2 separate regions of the Homo sapiens genome follow, and region 1 is linked to region 2. A link is an interaction called in ENCODE POLR2A ChIA-PET data of the cell type or tissue named here. Cell type or tissue: A673. All regions are shown on one strand. Links, peaks and the distances in the headings refer to the core of each region. The heading gives the core; the rest is flanking DNA.

Region 1 (11,336 bases), core at 1,232-9,231, 200 kb after region 2:
TAAGAATATATGGTCTAATGTAAAATGTTTGCTTTTACTGAAATGTTTTCATTAAGACTCTAGAGTTGACTGAAGTTATATCTACCCAATGCCAACTACCAGGATAATAAAAATATTTCTTGATGATAATGAAATTGTTTGGTGTCCCTCCAATTCCTTGGTGAATATCTCATGTAGAGAATGTCTTTTTGTTAGAGAAAGACTTCAACCACTTCAACCACTACTTCTGCTTTTTGGTTGAAACAGTAGGAAAAGGTCAGGGTAGACTTAAGCCCATGATTCTGTTGATACTCAAGGTCTCTATCCCATGCCTATTTCTTCTGTGCTTATCTGACATATTTTGTCCATCAAATACAAGAGAGCATAATCAAAAGGGTTACTGCTCTTCCAGTAACCCAGAATACACTATCTACACTTGGGGTGATCTGTGTGTCCCTTAAGTGATGGCTTTCATTGTCATATTTGGGAGCTAAGTATTGGAAGCAATGATATCTTTCACTTTTTGCATGTTCAGTAGTTGAATAAGCTGCCAGAAAACTGCCATTTAGACTAAGAGTTACTGTCTGTGGTTGAACTAGCTTAAATGGTATTCAATAAATGATTAGGAATGTCATTATTGAGTGGCTATCCAAAGTCAGACACTTGCTAATAAAGATGCCTCCAAGCATCCATAGGTTAAATGCTAAGAAACAGATCCACAAATGGAAGCAAGTCTGTTTTTGCTCTTATGTTGTTGGGCAAGTAAGACATCTAGACTTCAAGCTATCCCTAGGAGACCTGGTGCCCTCCTTATTCCAGCCGACACACATGGCCTCACCAAAAGCAGAAACCAGGGCTTGGTTGATAAATAGTAACTGAGTACTTCAACGTTTGCGATCTGAAAAAGGTATTTAAAAGGAACAAGTGAAACTCTGGATACATCATGCAAGGAGGCTTATCTAACATTGAAGCTGGAAAGGAGGCTAGAAGATTCCTAGACCACACCAAGTAGCTGATAGTTGGCTCTCACCAAAGGGAGGTTACAGTGTTCTAGAGACTCACCTGCCCTAAGGGAGGGAGAGGAGCCACCTGGGGCTTCGTGGAAATCTCCAGGCCTGCTTGTCTTCAGAGCCTTGAAGAGGCTACCTAGCCCGTGGGCAAAATCACAGAAGTGGCAAGTCTACAGGAAATTTGTAGATAAATCGATGGAAGCAGGGAAGAAAGTGGGGTATGCTTGATTGAGGGACAGCAGAGCTGGCCCCAGCATACTGAGGGCTGCAAAGGGAAGCGTGCATTTGTGGAAGGAGCTTTCCTGTGAGGCTATGCCTCAAGGGAGGAGAGTGTATTCAGTTGGCCCTTGGAGAACAGGGTCCTTCCTCCTCCACGAGGCTGGATGTGTGAAAGTGTCTCCAGGGCAGCCGCCAAAGTCTGATTACCTGCTCCTCTCTCTTCTTTTCTAGACACTTCCGACGGACTCAGACCCCAGCAATATCTCTCCCTGGCACTGCGCGCGGCTGATCAAAGCGAGAAGCTTTGCGAACTCCCCAGAGGGTGCACGCCTCCCATCTAACCTTTGGTGAAGGGAAGTGACGGCGTGGTCACGGTGCGCCTGTCAGCCTGCAGCCGCGCCCTGGCTCACACTGGGGCGGGTTGTGGGGAATAGTGATGGGGGCGCCCCTTTCCCCGGCTGTCTGAGCCTTAGCTGGGAGACTGTGCTGGGGAAGAGGCAGGGGCAGAGCCAGTTCCGAGGGGTGTAGGACCCCAAGCAAGAGGGGCCTACCCTTTTGCGAACATCGAAGCACTTCGTGGAGACCAAACAGAGTTTGCCCCTTCCCCAAGCTGTCACGGCCCCGGGGATCTTAGGACTGCGGGGGCAAACCGCGTCCTCGAGTCCTGGCGCCCCGGAGGGCCGGCAGCCTCAAGGACCAGGCCCGGCACCAAGGGCTGCCACTCCTTCCGCTACGAGGGCGGGATCCCAGGGGTCCCCCAGTCCCGCGCCGTCTCCCCTAGCTCGGCGCACTGGGTCCGAGGTGGCCGGTGTGAGGTCTCAGCTGGCCGCACCTCGTCCAAGAAGGGAAAAGACCAGAGGCCGCAGACGTCTCCTCCCAGTCTGGAGTTGGGACGCACTAGGGTGTAGAAAGGTCAGGATGTCCCCCCACCCCAAACCCACACGCGCTTGCGAGCACACACGCAGACACAGAGACACGCGCGCGCGCACACGCACACGCACACACCTACGCTTTGCTCCCCTGGCCTGAGAGCTGGAGAGGGGGCGCTTTGGAAAACTTGGCTGATTCGCCGGATGACCATGTGCGCTCAAGACTGTACCCGCCAAACATAACCTTAATTTTACAAGATGTTTTTCCCCATAACTTTTCTGCAAATGAGTCAGAACAGAACCCAGTTTCCGAGGCAGCCCAGTCTGGTTTGCTAAATTTCTCAAAATGTACCAGCTGGCTCTGAGCTTCCAAATCCTCCATCGCGCGGTGGCCGCGGCCGCCCTCACCCGGCTCCATGCGCGCAAACGGAAGGGCGCGAGGTTTGCGCGGAGAGCCAGGCAGCCCCGGCGCCTCCAGCGGGGCGGCGCAGCTCGAGACCCGGCGACCCGCCGGCAGGGGCGTCCAGCCCCGCGCCACACTTGCCAGAAAATAGCCCGCCTGACCACAGCCGGCCCTGGCGCTTGCACATTAAGAAACTCAAATTAAGAAGTGGGTGAATTGGGAAAGGAGGGAGCCGGGGGCGTTTGCACCGTGTATCTCAGGTATGAGCACTTTTCACTGACGTTGATGCAACTGCATTAGAGTTAATGGCAGCAGCCTGCTTCTCATTATTAATTGTCTTTGTGTTTGGATAAAGTATGTAATCTTCTTCTCAACCACACCATTAAAATAGGTTGCCTTTTCAATTAAGAACTGTCGTGAGCACAGCAGTCAATTTTCCTAATGAAGATGCATTATATTTTCACTTTTTTAAAAAATAATGGAAAATCCCAGGTTTTCATTAGACACGATTACAGAGAAATACAAGAGGGCTCCTCTAAAATTCATGCGGTCATGTAGTGCATTAAACGCCAGGCTTTTAAATAAATTGAAATTTCTGTAGATAAAAGAAAAGCATGGCTATCAAATATGTTGAAACACGCTTCATTCAGATTTTTAAAAGCAAACATCATGAGTTCGTTTTTCCAAATGAGCTTAACAGATACAACAGTTTTTAAAAGTACAGTGACTGCCTGAAAATACATTATAAACTTTTTTGTGGGGGGGTCCCTTCTAGTTTACGGATGATTTGCAGATCTTAAACTAAGCGGTGAATGTTGGAAATGCACTATGCACATTTATATAATGTTCGGCCTTTGAACAAATATCTCAGATTAATCGTTCAGCAGCACAAACGGTCTGGACTGTGCACCTACAATTAGTTTTCATTTTTTTGTTTGTTTATTTCCTTTCTTCCTTGCTTTCATTTTCTTTTCTTTTCTCTTTTAAGACAAACTGAAAGCCAGTGACCCTGGTAGAACTGTTTAAAATTCTATGCCTTTGAGATAAGCAACTTTTCCATTGTTGCAAAAAAATTAAAAATTGCAAAATTCTAATTTTGAAGTTTTAAAATTGGACAGAAATATTCATTCCTGAATCCGAAAATGGAAAGTTTGCATTCATGCACAAAAAAGAAAAAGTATGTGTTATTTATTCTCTAATCTTGAGAATTTGGGAGCATGTAGTGAAGGGGATCTGTCAAGATTTATGTTTTCTTTGTTAATAAAAAATTAAGGTTGCTATCTTTTGCATATGAAATACTGTTTCAGACAAACAATGTCTGTCTTTTTCTTTCTCCATTCAATGTGAATACTCTCATAGGAGCCACATTAGGGAATATTGTTTGAGAGAAAAATAAGTCAAATTCTTCCAAGTAGAAAAAAAAAAAAGTTCCCAACAACAGCCAGACTTTTTCTTTGTAAGGCAACATCAGTTGGTTTCTTGTAGACATGATCTTTTCCAGGTTTTAGGTGTTATGTCTTTTAAAAATTGAACTCTTTTTTTTTTTTTTATCAACCAGCCTCTTAAAATGATCTGCAAAGAGTGGGAAATTAGATTTTCGATTAAAACCTTATCCCATCTCGAAGGATTACTTTATATTGATTCTTAAATATGGCTACAATTGATGGACTCTAATTAAAAATCCAAAGGAAAAGTCTGTCGTGCCCATATAAAAGAAGCTTTTCATATACGGGAAATAAAGCTTGTAAAAGGTTACAAATAAAAGATTAGAGATTTATCCAAACTAGTTTAAAGCTTCACTGTGGTTTTCTTTTCTTCTTTTTTCCTTTCTTACAAAACCATTCCTGGGTCTTTTTTTTCCCCAGTTTTAAATGAAGTTTGCAAACAGGCAAGATATTGGACTGTAATGGTTGTTTTATATCAGCTCTGTAAGCTCAAGGCTGCTGCCTGCAGTAGAATTGATTTCAAGGAAACTTCAGGACCAGGAGATGAAAATTATGTAAACTGACAGCTACCACCCTTCATCAATCCATCCACATTCCCGTCCACACCCTTCTAACACACACACACACACACACACACACACACACTCTGCCTCACACTTCTCTCTGTCTCACATCCACACATGCCCTTCCTATCCCTCACCCTAACCTTGCTCTGCACACACCCTTGGTCCCCACACTCTCAGGGACAGAGGCACAGCTCCCGGCTCACACTCCGCTCATAAATGTCTCACAGCACCACATCTCGCACTTGTCACACAATCTTAATCCGTTTCATTCCGGAACAACATGGTCCTCTTTTCCTCTTTTTCGCATTTGGAGTTTGCCTCCCTACTCTTTTATCGAGACAGCCCAATCCTATCTTTGAAGTTGTTTCTTTCTCCCTTACCCTCTTTTTTGAGGCAACCGCAATGCAGGGAGTGAGAGACCCAAGCTTAATTTATAAGTGATCTGTTGCCTTATTTTTTCCCCTAAATTTTGTCTGCATTTCCAGTCTTAAATCCTTGTTAAAAAAATTAAGGTTAATCTCCTCAAAGTTTATAATAAAGATATATCTAAAAACCTAATGAAAAAATGACTTCTTTCTAGGTATTATGGTGCTTCTAAGGCAAAATGTAGTCCCTCACTGTCCAGTGAATTGCTGAAAAGATTGGAAATTAATGTTCATATTTCTGAATTCAGTGTTAAGGAAGTCTAACTGGCTCCTTTCCCCCAAAAGGCTATGTTCTCACGGAATATGGGTTTTGTTCTTCTTTTTTAATTAGCCTGGAAGAATCCCGGGATGTCTTCTCTCCCCTCCCCCTCCCCCACTCCCCCCACCAAAGTTAATAAACTTGGAGGAAAGTTTGGAATATTTTAAACTGGCCTGGCTTGTGCGGTGGAGAAATTGAGCCTAGTTAGTGCCACACATGAATCTTGATTTCAAAATATGCATATTAGACATATTCTAGAAACTGCACACAAGCTCTGACAAATAATTTGATTCCCTTCGTATTGGCTTTCTTAATTTAGCTTCTGAATGCTTATATCTCATATGCGTAGCAAAATAATTGTACAAGTGGCAATTAAAAACCATCCACTTTTTAATGAAAATTATTTAAAAACACAAAGCATGCTACCATAAGTCAGATTCATAGAAAAAAAATGTTAACGACACAGGACACAGAAAAAAAGTTAAACACAGAAATACAATGAACAGATACTAGGTAAATTGGAAGTTCAAGAACTTACTGAAAATCAAGAGTTAGACTTTTCATCCAAAGAGTCTTTTTCTCCCACCAAGCATCTAAGGTTTTCAGTAAAAGAGCCCAGCCCCCTTCCCCCAAAGCCAGTGGCTTTTGTCCTGACCTAGAATAGGGTTTGTGGGGACTGTACCTGAGCCGGGCAGTCTGCAATTTCCAAATTGACAAGAAGAGACTGGAAGATAAAGAGCATGTTCTTACAGGTGAAGAGCAATTTTGCAACTTTTCAAGGCGACACCCAGGAGAAAGCTTGCCTGCTACCAACTGCTGCAGAGTCTGGGCAGAATTCCTCTAGAAAGAAAAAGAAAGTCTTTCACCCCCCCCCCCCTTCCTTGTCTGCCTCTCTCTGTCTCTAGTTCTCTTTCTCCTCTCTGTCTCTCTCTCTCAGATCCAATCTTTTAAGAGCTTCAGCACATTGCTAAGCTAAAGGGAAATTCTCTTTGATAAAGCGGTGTTTCCAGCTTCTGGGTTTTAAAACCTAAATCTATATTCAAATCTGGCTGAAGGTGTGTTCTGGGATTTATGAAAGCCTCTTAAAGGGGTAAATTTACCAAACCGTGACAAAATCATCACAATCTTACTTTAGACATCTGAAGTGGATGAGAATTTTAAAGAGACCCTTGTTTATTTAACACTGTCCATTTCCAACTCGTAGTTTATTGGCCCTGTATTTCTGCGAAGTTATTAGACTAGAGGGCAAAGGAGAAGCGGGAGCTGTCTGCTGCCGGCCGCTGGAAGGGCAAAACCCTCTCACGCCCCACCATGCATAAATCTGCCCCTGTCGAATAGAACAGGGGGATTTTTAGGGAGATTCAGCTGCCCCCGCCATCTGGGAGGACATCGCAAACCTCTACATCGGGCTTGAAAGGTTACCCTGGACACTGGACCCTACGGCAGATGGATCTCCCAGTCCAAAATGGTTTACTTGGTTTAGCTCACAAGCGCATGTTCTGATCATTCTCCATCCCACCCCATGCCCACTGTCCCCAAGGCCTTCCTCCGGCCTTCCCCTCTGCCAGATTCACAACGTCCATTTTTCTTTTTCGGCTCTTTTATGCTTTAAACATCATTGTGATCAAACTGGGGGAAACGTTGTCTTTTCTAGGGGTAGGAAGGAGACTCTGCTTCAGGTGATCGAGGTGGATTTGCCTTTCCTTCATCGAAAGCATCATGACTCTGACCAAGCGCACCCAACCAGTGCCTCCGACAGCCAGCGCCACGAGGGTCATAACGCCCGGGGCATTTGTTACCCCCTCCTCACCACCATCCCCATTAAAGGCTTCGGGGGCGGCCGCCAGGTGTTTCAGTACAGTGGGGGTGGGGTGAGAAAAAAGGTCGGTACTCACCCTCCCCCCCGCCCGGGCCCCTAGAAACTCTTGACTCCTGGGAACGCGACAGCCAGCGGGTCTCCGGACTGGAGCTGCTGCAGAGGGCCGGGAAGGAGCTGGGCGGGCTCCGGGCCCCTCGGGGGCTCGAGGGGCCGCCAGGGCCCAAAGCTCTAGGGACACCTGTGACAGGGGCCGCTGCCGCGGAGTCCCCAGCCCCAGGCCGAGCCCGAGCCGGAGCCCGGCTGCCGAGAGCTTGCTGCCTCGTGCGCACTCCCGTAATTCGTTAATTGCTGTAAATCCCAAGGACGGCCACATTTGAGTACACATACAGTATAAGAACCGACAACAAAGCGACGAATTAATTACCAACTTCATTAACATAGGTCCCCAAATTAAAGGCAGCGAGCTGTTTCTTTGGGCCCACTGGCCGTGGTGGTGATGGTAGTTGGTGGTGGGTGGGTGGCGGGGGGTGGGGTATTTAGGAAGAGATTTTATTTTTCTTTTCCTGCACTGGGTGTTGTGAAGCAAGAGCTGTCTTCTGCTCCCACCCCCACCCAGCTTATTCACACACACTCACCAGTTCCACTAGCCACCCCCCACCCCACACTCCGCCCAGTCTGTTTTTGCTTTTCTAGGGACTCGGATCCGTTTGAAACCTGTCCGGTCCCTGCTTTCTATGCCAGGCAAAAAAGTTGGGCTGGGGGTCGCACTCTCCGGCTCGGGCCCCCAGGTCCCATCACTTCCCAGCCTCTGGGCTCGCAGCCCGGGGCTCGGGCGGCGCCAGCCCAGGTAGCTCCAGGCCTCGCAGTGTCGGTCGTTTGGTGGCGTTTGTTCTAACACAGAAACTGTTTCCAACGGGGGCCTCCCTCGTTCGCTCTCTTCCACGATATCTTGTCGACCTCACACTCGCATCCTCGAGGCCCGATGTGGTCCCAGCTACTTCTCCTAAATGGGCCCTGAGATTAGATTCCGGGGTTCGTGTTCCCTGCAGTCTGTCGTGGGCTTCTCAATTCCAAAAAACCCCAGGAACCTACCAGAAGCCGGGGTCTCTCACTCGGGGATCATTTATTTATATGTGTAAGGATATTTATAAGGGCGTAGGGAATAGAGAAGACACTGAGTTTTAGAAAATAGTTTGTTCTTGGACTTGTGTATCTTTCTCTCTCTGTTTTCCCTACATGCCCACATCGCACTCCCAGGCCTCCCTCCTTTACCCTTTCTGGCCGTCAGCGTGCTCTGGCCCTGTCTGAGACGGCATAGTGGTGTTTTTGAGTTTCAGTCTGACTTGCTTTCTGCCTGTCATCCACACACTTATTGCTGGGGTTGAATGTGATAACCCAGTCACTCCCTAACCCGCCATTCTCCAGCATTTACTTAAATATTTTTATCTTCCATCTTACATTGCATGGGTTTCCTTTCTTCCCTTCCCTAAAAACAACAACAACAAAAAAAAAAAAAAAAAAAAGAGAGGAAAGGAAATTTCGGAGTAAAGGAAGCAGGGGAAAAGAGGGTAAGAGAAGAACTCCCTGTCCATCATTTTAATTATACAATTAGTTCACATGCTCCGGCCCATAATGTATATTTTAAGCAAAGCCCAGTGTCTTTAAAGAACATTCTGGTAATGTCGGAGGCCTGGATTTGTTGCCTGCTCGTCCCCCCGTGCAGCAGCGGCCTGTTTTCCTCCCCCTGTTGTGTGTTTTTATTATTTTCCCTCTGGCTTAGATGTGTCAATCATTCTCTCCCTGCCATTGGTTGGAGAGTTTGCGTCAAAAAGTTGCCAGAGAGGCGCTTTCTCAGCAAATCTCCCTGAGAGCGGGACCGGCCTCAGCTCCAACACAGCCTCCACTGTGATTAAAAATAAAAATTGCTAGAGCAGCCCTCACTCGCCACATCTACTTTGTATGTATTGCAGAGGGGCCCACGCGTGTTTAGAACTCTAGCCGCCTTCCTCATTTTCGTTCTTTAAAAAAAATTTTTTTTGGTTGTGTTTGACTTTTCATGGAAGGGTGAAGACTGCAAGGTTTCTAACTCAATACTCTTGATTTCTTTTAGGATAGCTGGCTATTTGGAATTTAAAGGATATTTGACTTTTTCTAACCTCCCATGAGGCTGTAAGGTAAGTGTCCGTCTGTCTTGTCTATATCCATATCTACGTGTCCCCGTGTCTGTCGGCCATCACCCCAGTACCTCCAATAGACCGACCGATGCCCCTCTGCGAACGTGGAGTTCTGTAGGCGGATGTATTTTTTCTCTTACAAATTTTGAGGTGTAATAACGATCGTTGCAAAAAGAAAAATGTGATCTAGAGATGAGAGCGGTAGTGGGAGAGAGGCAGAGAGCGTGCTCCTGGGGGTCGTCGCTTCTGCAAAACGTCGTCGAAACGCTGCGAATGTAATCTGGGGTGTTTTGGAAGGTTTTGTTTGTGGTTTTGTTTTTATGTCAACGCCGTTCTGGGCTTCTCCCGCGATCTTTGCGTTTTGGCCCCCAGATTTGGTTGGGGTCGTTTGGATGGATCCCAGGGACCTTTTTAGAGTCCGAGACAAAAAGATGCAGATGTAACTAGATGGATGGATTGAAACAACAATAATAAAAAGCCAGGCGCCTCCTTGGGCCCGCGCGCCGGAAGCTCGGTTCGCTTGCGGGTCGGCCTGGGCCGGGGGCCGCCGCTCGAGCCCCTGTCGGCCCCTGTTGAACGTGAGCGGAAACCGGAGCGGATAACCGAGGAGGCTGGGAGCGCTGGCTTCTCGTCCGCCCCGGCGCTCACTGCTCGCTCTCTTTGGCCTCCTCTCCCTCAGCCTAGCACAGCTCGGTTGTCTGTTTCTCCCAAAAGCTTCCAGATCTCCTTTTTGTTTTTAAATATCCACCACCCCCCAAAATCCAAACCACCCTGGGTTGTAATTACGCAGCCTCCCAACCCCCGGTTGTCGTGGTCCCCGACCCTGGTCACCAGGCCGAGCGAACGTGAAGAGTGTTTTTTCAACATGACTTTGCCGGGTCGCGGCCCGCCCCACGTAGCCCTCCGCGCGCACCTGGGGCGGGCAGAAGTGGCAGCTAGTGGCCCCTGCTCCGCCCAAGGCCGCGGCCGGGCCAGGGACCGGAATCCTCCCGCTGGGACCGCGGCCCCTCAGCTGTTCTCTGGCGGGGAGAGGCAGGGCTCGCCCGCGCGCTCGCGCACCCCCTTCCCAGGCTCCAGGACAATGAGGTGTCGTGGCTCGGGGCCGGGCGGGGGCCGAGGGGTTCGCCGAGGCCCAGCCTGTGCCATGGATCGGCCCAGTAAGAACCATCCGAAGGTCCCTGCCAGCGCCGGGCGCGGGCGACGGGTCGCTCTGCAAACTCCCAAGAAGTCTTCGCGTTGTTGCGTTCAAGTGACTCTTGAAATCGATGCCCGATTTCGGGACATATTTTTGGAAACCCAAGTCCCCTGTCAGGATTCCACCGAGTTGGCTTTTGCTTCCTTCACAGATAGAACTGGTGCGCGGGGAGCGAAGGCCGAGCGGCGCCGACCCTGCGGTGGTGGATTGCTTGGGGAGGGGACGGGGAAGTCGCTCCTAGAAATTCTCCCCTCCATCCTAGAGCTTCGGGGTCAGGATTTCTCCTGCTCAGCTCGGGACTTTTTACAGGCACCAAAAGTTATTAGCAACAGAGGGGAGTAGGAGAGGGAACTCCTCCCCCCAGAGTAAGGTAGACACCCAGACCTCAGCGCTAACACCGGGGCTTTCTCCCAACGATAATTAATAGTCAAGGCCAACCCTTTTGGCACGTTTCTTCCTCCCTCCCTCGCGGGTGGCAGAGTTATTTGATTCCCCGAGGCCAGAAACTTTCACTCGAGTTCGCCGGAGAGAGGCCAGCGCCGGCCGTTTTCCGCGGTGCCCACACGTCTCCTTTTTCTTTCTTTCCTCCTCTTCGTCGTCTTCCCAGCCGCAGGCCAGTCGCCAGTCCGCGTAGTTTTGTTTCCTTTCCATCATGCAGAAAATTAATCAGCCCGGACGAGAAGCAGAGAGGAGCATGGCGGCCTGTAATTAAGGGACGTGTGCCCCTCGGATTATCTCGTTAGTTTATCAAGAAAACATTTATTATAATTAATTCTCGGACGAGGTAATTATTGTTGAGCGAGGACACAGCAACTGGTAGATGGGCTTCTTGGAAGAAAAAAAAAACAAGGCGTGGGGGAGGGAGAAGCGACAGATTGCACGAATTGACCGTTAGATATAAGGCTGCGCGGGGGGCGCGGGCAGTGGAGCGGGACCTCGGGCGCCAGGCCTGCGGGGCTGCGGGGCTGCGGGG
Region 2 (11,336 bases), core at 1,987-9,986:
CATTTAGAGACCATTTATTATGATCTCTAACGGAGATGTCAGGCTCTTAATGTTTCACATGTATCAATTTACTTAATTCTCATAACAACCTTTTGAGGTGGGTGCTATAGCCTATTTTACAGATTGAAAAACTGAAGCAAAAACTAATTTAGTAATTTGCCTAAGGTCATGTAGTTAGTACATGGTGCAGCCAGGATTCAAATCTAGGCAGTCTGGCTCCAGAGCACACAGTCTTTTGGCATCTCATTTCAATTGGAAGGTCAGTTCTTTATTTTTCTTGCAGTCTTTCTCAACATCCTAGATATTTGAGGAAATCCACCAGAATCCATCCTAGACAATAGCCAAGAGTTGAGATAAGTAAAAAAAAAAAAAAAGTGGGGGGTTGGGGGGGTGCAGGCAGGATGTTTTTCTCATGGAGTTTACATGTTAATGGGGAAGACAGACCATAGCAAATAAACAAGTGAATATATAGCACATTGGGTCATGATGAGGGTTATGAAGAAAAATAAAATATGGCAAGAAACTAAGATTGATGAACAGATAGTATTATATTAGATAGGGTGGTCAGGAAGGCCTCTGCATTAACATTTCAGCAGAGGCCTTAATAACACATCCTCTTCACAGTTTATTCCTAATAAACAGTTCCTTTAAAAGACTGTACCTTTTATATTTCAGACTTGAGCCTTTGTGGGTTTTATTATAAATATATAGAGCTAATAAATAAGCACACTGCTATACAGCTATCATGTCCCTACTGACATGGACAAGGACATTGTAAAAAATAAAACAACAGGAAAATACAACATCAATATCCCTTCTAAACTCGCAGCAAAAATTCTTACAAAAATATTAATAAATCATATTCAACAATGTATTTTTAAAATGAACACATTATGACCAAGGAAGGTTTATCCCAGGAATACAAGGGATGTATTTAATCACAATTAAAGGAGAAAAGACATATAATAATTTCCATAGTCATAAAAAGCTTTTGACAGAATTCAACATCAATTTATGATTTTAAATAACTGTCAGCAAATTAGGAAAAGGGAAATTCTTTAATTCAACAAAGGGCATTCATAGGAAACCTACAGCTAATATGCTTAATGATAAGAAATTGAATGCTTTCCCTCTGGGATTGGGAACATTGTACAGATGTTTGTTCTCACTACTTCTACTTAACATTTTACTGGGGGCTCTCGCCATTGCAATAAGACAAGATAAATAAATAAAAGTCATAAATATTAGATAGGAAAGAATTAAAATTCCTTATTTGCTAAAGACATGATTATTTATATAGAAAATTCTAAGGAATCTAGAACACAACAATTAGAATTAATAAGTAAATTTAGTAAGATCATAAGATGCAACGTTAATATAACAAAATCAATTATATATTTATATACTAGTCTCAAGCAACTGGAAATTAAAGGAGATCAGTATATTGAAGAGATATCTGCACTCCATGTTTGTTGCAGCACTGTTCAGAATAGCTAAGAGTTGGAAGCAAACTAAGTGCTCATCAACAGATGAATGGATAAAGAAAATGTGGTACATATACATAATGGAATACTATTCAGCCATAAAAAAGAATGAGATGTAGTCATTTGCAACAACATGGATGGAACTGGAGATCATTATGTTAAGTGAAATAAGCCAGGCACAGAAAGGCAAACATCACATGTTCTCACTTATCTGCAGGATCTAAAAATCAAAACAATTGAACTCATGGACACAGAGAGTAGAAGGATGGTTACCAGAGGTCAGGAAGGGTAGTTGGGGGCTAGTATGGGGGTGGCGGGTGATGGTTAATGGTACACAAAAAGTTGGAAAGAATGAATAAGTTAGAAAGAATAAATAAGACCTACTATTTGATAGCACAACAAGGTGACTATAGTCAATAATAACTTAATTGTACATTTAAAAATAACTAAAAGAGTAGAATTGAATTGTTGGTAACACAAAGGATAAATGCTTGAGAGGTTGAATACCCCATTATCCCTGATGTGATTATTTTGCATTGTATGCCTGTATCAAAACATACCCCATAAATATATACACCTACTATGTACTCACAAAAACTGAAAATAAAAAAAATTAAAAATAGGAAAATAACATTACTTGATTTCCACTTACTATAAAATCACAAAATTTAATTGATGAGAGGATAAATATATAGATCAATAAAACAGAATAGGGAGTCAGAAATAGACCCATATATATGATTAATTGATGTTTCAATAAAGGTGCCAGGAAATCCAATAGGGAATGGAAAAATCTCTTCAACAAATGGTGCTGGAATAATTGATTATCTGAATGGGAAAAAAATTAAACACAGACTTTTATCTTACCTCATACACTAAAGTTAACCTAAAATAGATCACCTACCTAAATGTAAAAGGTGAAATTATAAAATTTTTTAAACAAAATGTAGAGGAAAAAAATCTTTGCAAACTTGGGATAGGCAAATATTTCTTACATAAGCTATAAAAAGGCACACGGTATAAAACATAGAATTGATAAATTGGACTTTATCAAAATTTAAAATGTTTGTTCTTCAAAATACACCATTAAATAAACAAAAAGTGAATCACAGAATGGAAGAAAATGTTCTTTCTCCCATTTTATATATGCAAAAATAACTCTTGCAAATCAATAAAACAAAAAAATTTTAAGTGGGAAAGAGATTTGAACAAACAGTTCACAAAATAAGATATGGATGGTGAATAAACATATCATTCATCATAGAGAAATGCAAATTAAAACTATAATGAGATTCTATAACACACTTATTAGAATGGCTAAAATTAAGACTGACAACATCAAGTGTTGAAGAGGACATGGGGCAACTGGAACTCTCATACACTACTAGTAAGAATGTAAAACAGTACAATCACCTTGGAAAACATTTTGGCAATTTTTCAAAAGTTAAGCATATACCTACTGTAAGACCCAGCCATTCTACTACTAGGTGTTTACCCAAGAGTAATGAAAACGTATGTTCATACAAAGACTTTTACAAGGATGTTCTTTACACTTTTATTTATAATAGGCAAAAACTGGAAACAACTCAAACATCCACTAATTGGGCAATGGATAAACAAAACATGGTATATCCAAATAATGGAATATTACTTAGTAACAAAAAGGAATGAACTACTGATATACACAACAAAATGAGTGAAACTCAAAAATCAATATGCTGAGTCAAAGACACCAGATCCAAAGATGTACAAATTGTATGATTCCATTTATATAATATTCTAGAAAATGCAAGGTGTGTTATAGTGACATAAGCCAAATCAGGGGTTGCCTGGGACCAGGAGTGGAGGGAGGAATCACTGCAAAGAAGCATGAGTTACCATTTTCAGTTGATGGGGATAGTCTGCATTCTGCTGGTGGTGATGGTTTCACAGATATATACATTTGTCAAAACTCTTTGAACTGTACCCTTAAAATGGGTGCACTGTATTGTATTAAATTATTTCTCAATCAGTTTGAAAAAATAAAAGTACTATTTGGTTCATTTTCAAACCTACTGTCATTTTGATAGTTTCTTATTGTTAATGCATTTTAGTGATTCCTATTTTAATTTTTAAAAACATTTTATACCTGTTTATTTTGCATTCTGTATCTGACAAATTCTGATAATTTCATCCTAGAAGATCCAAGTCTGTTATTTATTGTTTTTTGCTGACTCTCGCTTACAGAGGATTATTTTCCTGTGGGATTGGTGATCTTTGGTTGTAAGATTAGATTTCATTAATCTTAATCCCCTGAAAACCTGGGAGTCTAACCTGATGATGGTTTACTTCTGACAGAATTTGGATTTGCTTTGAAAGAGATCCAGGAGAACTACTGAGCTGAGGGCACACCATTTCCTACCAGGTTTTCTGGTTTAATGGCAGGACCCAGCCCAAAGTTGAGTCCACCTCGGTCCTGCCCTCAGAGAAACCCGGCATGCTCTTTCTACTCACAAGTTCCAGTTCCAACTCATGAACTTCCCCTTTACCCCAACATCCAAAAGTTTCCCTCCATCTTGCAAGCTCAACTACATGGTATAAAATATAGTACATGCAGAATCAATTTTTACAGCAAGAGCCTCAATGAGTCTGTCATACTGCATGTTTACACTTACCTTTTTTAGTCTCAGAGAAAAGAAAAATAAGCCCTAAAAGGTAAAATGATGGCCCTGCCTTTAAAGGGTTTTGAACTGAAAATAGATATGGTAATATGCATCATATTCCTAACCCAGGCTCTTTCTCCAAATCTGATAATGGGCAGCAAAGCTAAGTGCTACTTATATATAGCTATCCGTTTTGTACCAACATTGAGGAGAGAAATGTTATAGGCCAGGGATAATGTAACAAAACAACTCCACAGAGAACAAGGGAGTCATATGAAAATTTAGAGCATAATATTTATCCCAACTAAAATAACTTACAAAGAGGGTGGCTATGGCTTTTCACAATTGTCAATATTTTTCCCTTTGAATTTTTACCCAACCTATATTTTATTTATCCTTAGGAAATAATTTATAGTGATTTTAATTATTTGGATATTGAATATTTGCTCTATTTCAAATGTAATAGGCTACTTAGAATGACTAGCTTACCCACAGGATTTTTGAGGTTGACAGTGGTGGAGAGCTGTGTCTAATTCCAGATTTCAGTTCCTGTCTCTCTTTACATAAAAAAAAAAATGGTGTAAAAAGTTCATTGAATGTTTTAATTAGCATGCAAGCTGAGTCTCAAATCCAAAGGAAAATCTAACACTATTTTTAGTTGCATCTAATGCAAGGTGAAAAGAGAGTAACACGTTGGAATAGTACAGGGTAAAGGATTATTCATATTTACAATAATAATATAATCATTTAATAAGTACCCACCATGTACTAAGAGCTGAAGGAACATTTTGTTTTTTTTCTGATTAATACATGACCATAGTGGGGAATTACAGTGGTTTATTGTTCTGGTTTATGATCTTGGTCTGAATTCAGGATAAAGTAGCAATGTGCCAGCTTCAGAGCCTCATATACTTTCCTTATTACCTGGCTGAGTGACAGGGATGTGGGTTCCTATTTTTTTCTTAGTCTCAAGTGCGTAACCAACCTGCTGAAAAACATTGCTTTGGTTAGCCAATCAGGAAACAGAAATTAAGGGACTGCCTCGTCCTGCTCTATTTTACTGAATGAACTTGCCTGAATCACTTGGAGACCAAATTCTTCCTGGTTACAGTCTGCATCACATTCAACTATTATCTGTGGGTTTCCTTGGCTGGGCAGCTAGGGGTGGCTAATGATGAGAGGCATATCCAAATCCCAGGAAGCCTCCTCAGGCTTTGAACTAAACTTTGGGACGTGACAGGACCTGGCAAAAATGGAAATACCTTCCCTGACATTTTCGCTCATGTTTTTCTAAATTCACTTTCAGATAAGGGCAGTGAGTTTGCTAGAGTGGGAAGTGCTGACAGACAAAGTGTAGTCTACTACAAAATTCTTCCTGGCACTCTAATTATCCTTTCCTTCTCTACTTCAGTATCACATGTAGCCATGTGTAGAATCATAAAATAATTATGCAGTGTACAAGCTTTCTGGGAGCATGTACCACTGTTTTCCTAATTCTTTATCTCTCCCATTGATCGTGGTGTGTGTGCATTGATCCAAGTCGGCCATCTGGTTAGGCAAGATAAGCATGCTAGTGTCTTTGCATTGCACTGTCACGCGGGGAGGGGGCACATTTTGGCTGTAGGGAATTACGGGGGCAGGATTAGCCCTCTTCCTATGAGGAAACTGAATTTTAAATGCAATGTTGCAGCTGCATGGACCATGTTGCTAACTTCTGTTTTTGCCATGAACTGGGTAGAATTTTCTTCTTGTTCATATTGTCTCCAAAGGTATAGAGATGCCTTGTATTAAATAGAGGGGGTTGGAATGGAGAGAAGATTCATTTTTAACACATGTTAGACTTGCGAGTGACTGATACATTAGAGGATTTCTATATGGTAAAATTGCTTTCAAATGACTACAAAAGGTTGCTGAATAAAAAGCATTTTAAACTGAGACTTGTTGGGCACCCCCCCAAACAAAATTATTTTCGAGAGGAAAGATATTTGTATTAGTCTATGAAAAAAGAAAAGGAAAGAAAATAGAAAAAATATATACGCATGTATCACAGCAGAAGGAATTACTGCATGAAGCTCAGAATGGGACCGTTGGATATACTCTTCATTTGTTTATCTCTTTCTTTCACGTATTGAAATGAATGTTTGCCCCAAGTTTATGACCACTGGGACTGACTGAATGTGCTATTTAATTCAAAGAGACTTTTTTCCAGCCCTGTTGGCCACTGTTGTTTTTAAAATTTGATTGCAGCCATTGTTGTCTCATATTCTGCAAATGTGTGGAAGACTCAAAAGCTTTTCCTCTAAAATTGAACAATTCTGTCAAAAAAGATTAGTTCTATTTTGTCTGCTGGGTGCTGACTATTCATGAATGTAAAGAGAGAGGGCTTGGGTGTCATACTAAGTTGCTAAGGTGGCTGGATTTCGGCTATTGACTTGAGGATACCAAACTGGAGGCTACAAAAGAGCAGCCAGAAGGAGAGGGAGAGACGGCCTGCCATGTGTTTAGCTATACCTTCTTTAGCTGCCCATTTATTTCTTTTGTTGCCAGAACTTTTATTGTCATACAGTTGAAAAAAATGTTAGACACAAGCTTCAGGCAGCACCAAGCAGAAAAAGGGATTAGCATATCACTAGGATCATCTTACACTGAACCAAATTCTTTTCAGGATGTATAATTAGCGAATACAGTCCTTTTTTTTTTTTTTTTTTTTTGAGCCTATGGACAGGAAAAAATGAGCTCAGATCTCTGGCTAGAATATTAGAGGAAATAAAAGACATTTGCCAATTTCAGAGAGATATATACATATTAACTGTTTCTTCGCAGAGCTTTTGCAATTCCCTCAAGAAATGTCTGGTTGAATGGGAAAACTTGCTATGAATTCTGGTTATTGTCTCAGGTTTTCTAAAAGGAAAACACTCTGTAGTTGAACACACTCAAAATTTTAGACCGATGAAATCAGATTCAGGATTAAATGAATGTAGAACTTTTCTGAGCAGGGGGAACTAAAAGGAAATGTGTGGTTTTCACACGATGATATTGTAGTCTGCAGAAGGTACTTTGACAGTAATTAAAAATATAATCGGGAAGTTAAAGGCAGTAAAATGTACATTTTGGGTCTGTTAGTAAATAATTCTGTGGGGCTCACTTAAAGCTGTCTGAAACTTCCTGTATAATTTGTGGGTGTTAAATATGTTTATCTGAAGTAAGAAAATGGAAGTCTTGGATTGCTTCCCTTTTAAATCCTCTTTTCTTCTTCACTTCTGTTCTCTTCTCTTCTCTTCGTTGTACGTTTAAGCTGTTTTACACACAGCATGTAGGTAAAAGCAGATTTGTCTAATTAATTCATATTTAACTGGATGGATATCTATTTACATTTCCAGATATGCAGGCTTTTGGAGAAGCACATTGAGAGTGAAGGGAGAAAAAGAACCTTTTATGCAAAAGTGTATTTTTAAGAATTAACAGAATATTCACTAAAAGTAAAAGTGCTTATCTGCATACATCTCAGTTTAAATTTCTCAAGGTAGATGATGTTTTTGTTTAACAGAGGAGGCATTGCTATGTTGGTTTGTGTGCTTAGAGATTCTTTATTACAGTAGTTATTACTTATCTTCATTTTTTTTTCACTCTTCTGTGGATGGCATCACCCTGTGCCACTGTCCCCCCAGCCCCCAAATAAATCACAGAATCCTAGCCTTAATTCTGGTTCAGTTTCATATCATATTTCTTAAGGACACTCTTAGCTTGTCTTTGAGACACTAATTTTTTTAAAAAAACATGTTTTAACTATTAACAAGAGTAATGCAAACTCGGTTCCATAGGAAGCAGCTATTTCAAGTTTTACAAGCCTTAAGATACTAGGGAAAAGATTCATTGAGCTTTTCCTTGGAATTAGAGAACCCAATCCTGGCTCTTTATTTACTTATTGATTCTCTTTTGGAATTTTTGGTCAAATGTCTTTCTGTTGGCTAGAAATAGACTGTGAACCTAGGTAGCACAGAAGACTCAATTGTGTTGTCTTCATTTAGAGAAAATCACTTTAGTTTGCAATGGTTATGTCTCCACGGGAGTTGATGTGCAGAATTAGAAACATGACAAAAAAGAAAGAATAAAAATAAAATTACTGTAAAAATGTGAATTTGGATATCATTCTTTAATTACTTTAATTATCATAGCAGATAAAAGAGTCACTCTTTGTTATTTTAATATTTATAGTTTGTAACATCTATATTTTTCCTCTGACATTTACTTGTGGACAGAAATATCGGTGGCTACAAGGAGCTAGCTACATACATAGTTGCTCATGATATAACATGGTCTTCAGTCGCTAACACTTTTGCTAATTTTCTAAGGACACACTTTAATCAAACTTGCGATTTGCTGTTCCCAAATCATTGGCTCTTTATTATTCACATAAGTTTTTTGGTTTTGCACCTGCTCAGTTCACACTACTTAGATTCTTCTCATGCATAAGCACACTTACACCCTCACAGATCAGAGATGTGGGCTTCCTTTCAGGGGGACCGGCCCTCAGAAACATGGCTCTTAATAGTCTAGAAAATAAGAGAATGATTCTTAAGTCTAGAGTCCAAATTGTTGAATTCAGAGAAATGTAATGTCAGCCAGACATAGAATATCCTCTGTTGGGTAAACTAAAAGTGAGGTCTGAAGAGTTTTTTTTTTTTTTCCAGGACTTGAAAGCAATGGCATTGCAGAATAGAGGGCTTCCTAAAAAGCAATTTTTACGTTATTCTGGACCTGGAATAGCACAATGTCAGGAGTAGACAGGGAAAAAAGGAGTGTGGCCAGGAATAAGAACTCAGCATGGGACAGAGAATTCAGAAAGGTAATGAAGTGGAGGGAAAGGCTCAGAGAAGAGGTGATGACAAACTTCCTATTTTAGAGTTTTATGAAGACCAAAAACAGAGAGACAGTCAAAATATCTTTCTGAATATCAGGTTTGAGCTTTAAAATAAAAGTCATTTGTGATTAACCAAAATATAGTTTGCTAATCAACAGAATCCATGTTTTTTTAGCTCATCAATGTATCACTAGCAGTGCGATTTTTTATACAGAATATTGCATATACACACTTTTTACATTGCATACATAGTATTATGCTATTCAGATTAACCTACTTGACCTTTCTTTGATATATTCATAATGTCCCTTGTAAAGTTAAACCTCCATGATGGCAGTAGCTATTTAATATAATGCGTCAGGCTAGGTGCGGTGGCTCATGCCAGTAATCCCAGCACTTTGAGAGGCCAAGATGGACAGATCACCTGAGGTCAGGAGATCGAGACCAGCCGACCAACATGGTAAAACCCCATTTCTACTAAAAATACAAAATTACCCGGGTGTGGTGGCACATGTCTGTAATCCCAGCTACTGGGGAGGCTGAGACAGGAGAATCGCTTGAACCTGGGAGGTGGAGGTTGCAGTGAGCTGAGATCACACCATTGCACTCCAACCTGGGCAACAAGAGCGAAACTCAGTCTCAAAAAAATAATAATAATAAAAAATAAAAAATATAACTTGTCATCAAGTTCAGTGCCACACAGTCGTTAACACCCTTAGCTAAATTATTTTGAATTCTATGATTAGATATGCTTTGAAGATACAAATAAGATTCTCCGAAAACATGGGCATGGTAAATATGACTCTAGCCTAGTAAACCTCATGACTCCTGTTAGGGATGAACAAAGACACTTGCCTTTTTAAACATATAATAATGCCATAGTTCACATTTTAAAGATATTAGCTTCTTTTAATGTATACAAGTAGGATTTTAAAACCGTTTTTTGCAGATAGGCGCTGTATAAATTATTATTTATTTTTCCAAATGTCATTTGCTCTATATTACAAAATCCACTGGCTTTTTTGACTCTGACTATGTACACAGCTATTAAGAAAGAGGAGACGTTCCAGTCTTAGGAGTAAAAATTGTCATGATGACAATAAGAATGTGTCCATTTTTAACAATGTGATAAAAGCATGGGTCCCTCTCAGACATAACTACAAAGACAGATGTTACAAATAATGTTTAGAAGAGAATAACATTATGAGTCGTGTGTGACATATTCTGATTAATCTATTTTACTGATTAATCTATAATGTGAAAACAAGAGGCTATTTTATTTTAGTGGCTAGTTTTGATTGAGCTCTAACCAAGGTTGGGGTTCCACTCTAAGGGTTTTACAATGATCATCTCATTTGGTCCTAGTAACCCTATGAAATATGGATTGTTATTATTGTTATACCCTTCCTATTGAGGAGGAAACTGAGATTCATGGAGGTTAAGTAACTGGCCCAAGGTCATGCATCTGGTGGGTGGTGAAGCTGGGTTCAAAACCAGGTAATCTGACTTGAGTTTGTTTTAACCACAACACTACACTAGCCTTTTACATGTGCAATAGAATTGAGAATACAAAGTTACATCTAGGCTTGCAGGATTATTATAGTGGGACGTATACCTCTAGGCAGGCAGAGAGGATATATGTAGAGTCAATAGGACTAGCCAGATAGCAATTGTCATAAGATCCTGCACTCCCGGTTTGGAGATTTAATCCAGGCCTCTAGATGCATAGGATGTGAGAGGTGGAAAGGAGTTAATAATTCATAACTTTAACCCTGTTATTTTACAAATGAAGGAACTGAGATGCAGAGAGGTAAAATGACTTACACTGTCAATGGCACACTGAGACTAGAACTCCCAGTTCTCTTAAACACACACAGACGCACACACACAACTTCACCTTTTTTTCTTTTGTACTTCTTGCTGCCAAGACATCTTTTAGACATAGGAAAATAGCACTTTTGTTCTAAGTTAGGCTCACACTCACACTCATAGAAATGAATTTGCTCTGGAAAAACCTGTATTGCCTTTTGACTTGAATAGATGAGGAAATGGTCTACAATGTGACAAAGCAGAGAGCAGAGCTTTGAAGAGGAGTGATACGTTTTCTTTTTCCATTTTATAAATTCTCATCACCATTTTTCAAAGCCATATTTTTTTGGTTAATAAGTGTTGTAAGATATTTATTTAAGCAATGTTTTGGACTTGAATTCACAAAACTTTGAACTCTTAACCTGCTGCCACTAACTTAAATCTTGTTCAAATATAGAAGGTTAATTCAATATACATTTTTTCCTCATGTTGTCTATTTCAATTATTACAAGACCTGTCAAGGTAAACAATGATATGGCA

Evidence for each region. Peaks named below come from ENCODE experiments on the same cell type or tissue, not always from the same donor. Only the 100,000 strongest peaks of a DNase experiment are listed, where the experiment ranks them.
Region 1: POLR2A ChIA-PET joins it to region 2 with 12 read pairs; 2 of 35 experiments call an interaction of 5 or more read pairs at or near these places.

Annotation. Positions count from the first base shown.
Region 1 is chr14:56,807,991-56,819,326 of GRCh38, reverse strand. OTX2 (orthodenticle homeobox 2) reads left to right here and starts at 8,848. Exons shown (of 5, transcript NM_021728.4): 1 at 8,848-8,951; 2 at 9,105-9,168. It overlaps OTX2-AS1 (OTX2 antisense RNA 1), which reads right to left and starts at 6,169. Exons shown (of 4, transcript NR_029385.2): 1 at 5,858-6,169. RefSeq lists an enhancer at 6,576-7,468. In A673, for the core only: no CTCF peak of the experiment used is centred there; DNase peaks (open chromatin) are centred at 2,606, 4,646, 7,516, 8,806 and 3 weaker places; H3K4me3 peaks cover 6,961 bases; H3K27ac peaks cover 8,000 bases.
Region 2 is chr14:57,004,034-57,015,369 of GRCh38, reverse strand. All of the region lies in intron 1 of LOC124903323 (a long non-coding RNA gene), which reads left to right. Among named protein-coding and RNA genes, the nearest start is that of OTX2-AS1, 200 kb to the right of the region's middle. RefSeq lists an enhancer at 3,998-7,944. In A673, for the core only: no CTCF peak of the experiment used is centred there; DNase peaks (open chromatin) are centred at 5,229 and 6,709; H3K4me3 peaks cover 1,772 bases; H3K27ac peaks cover 4,222 bases.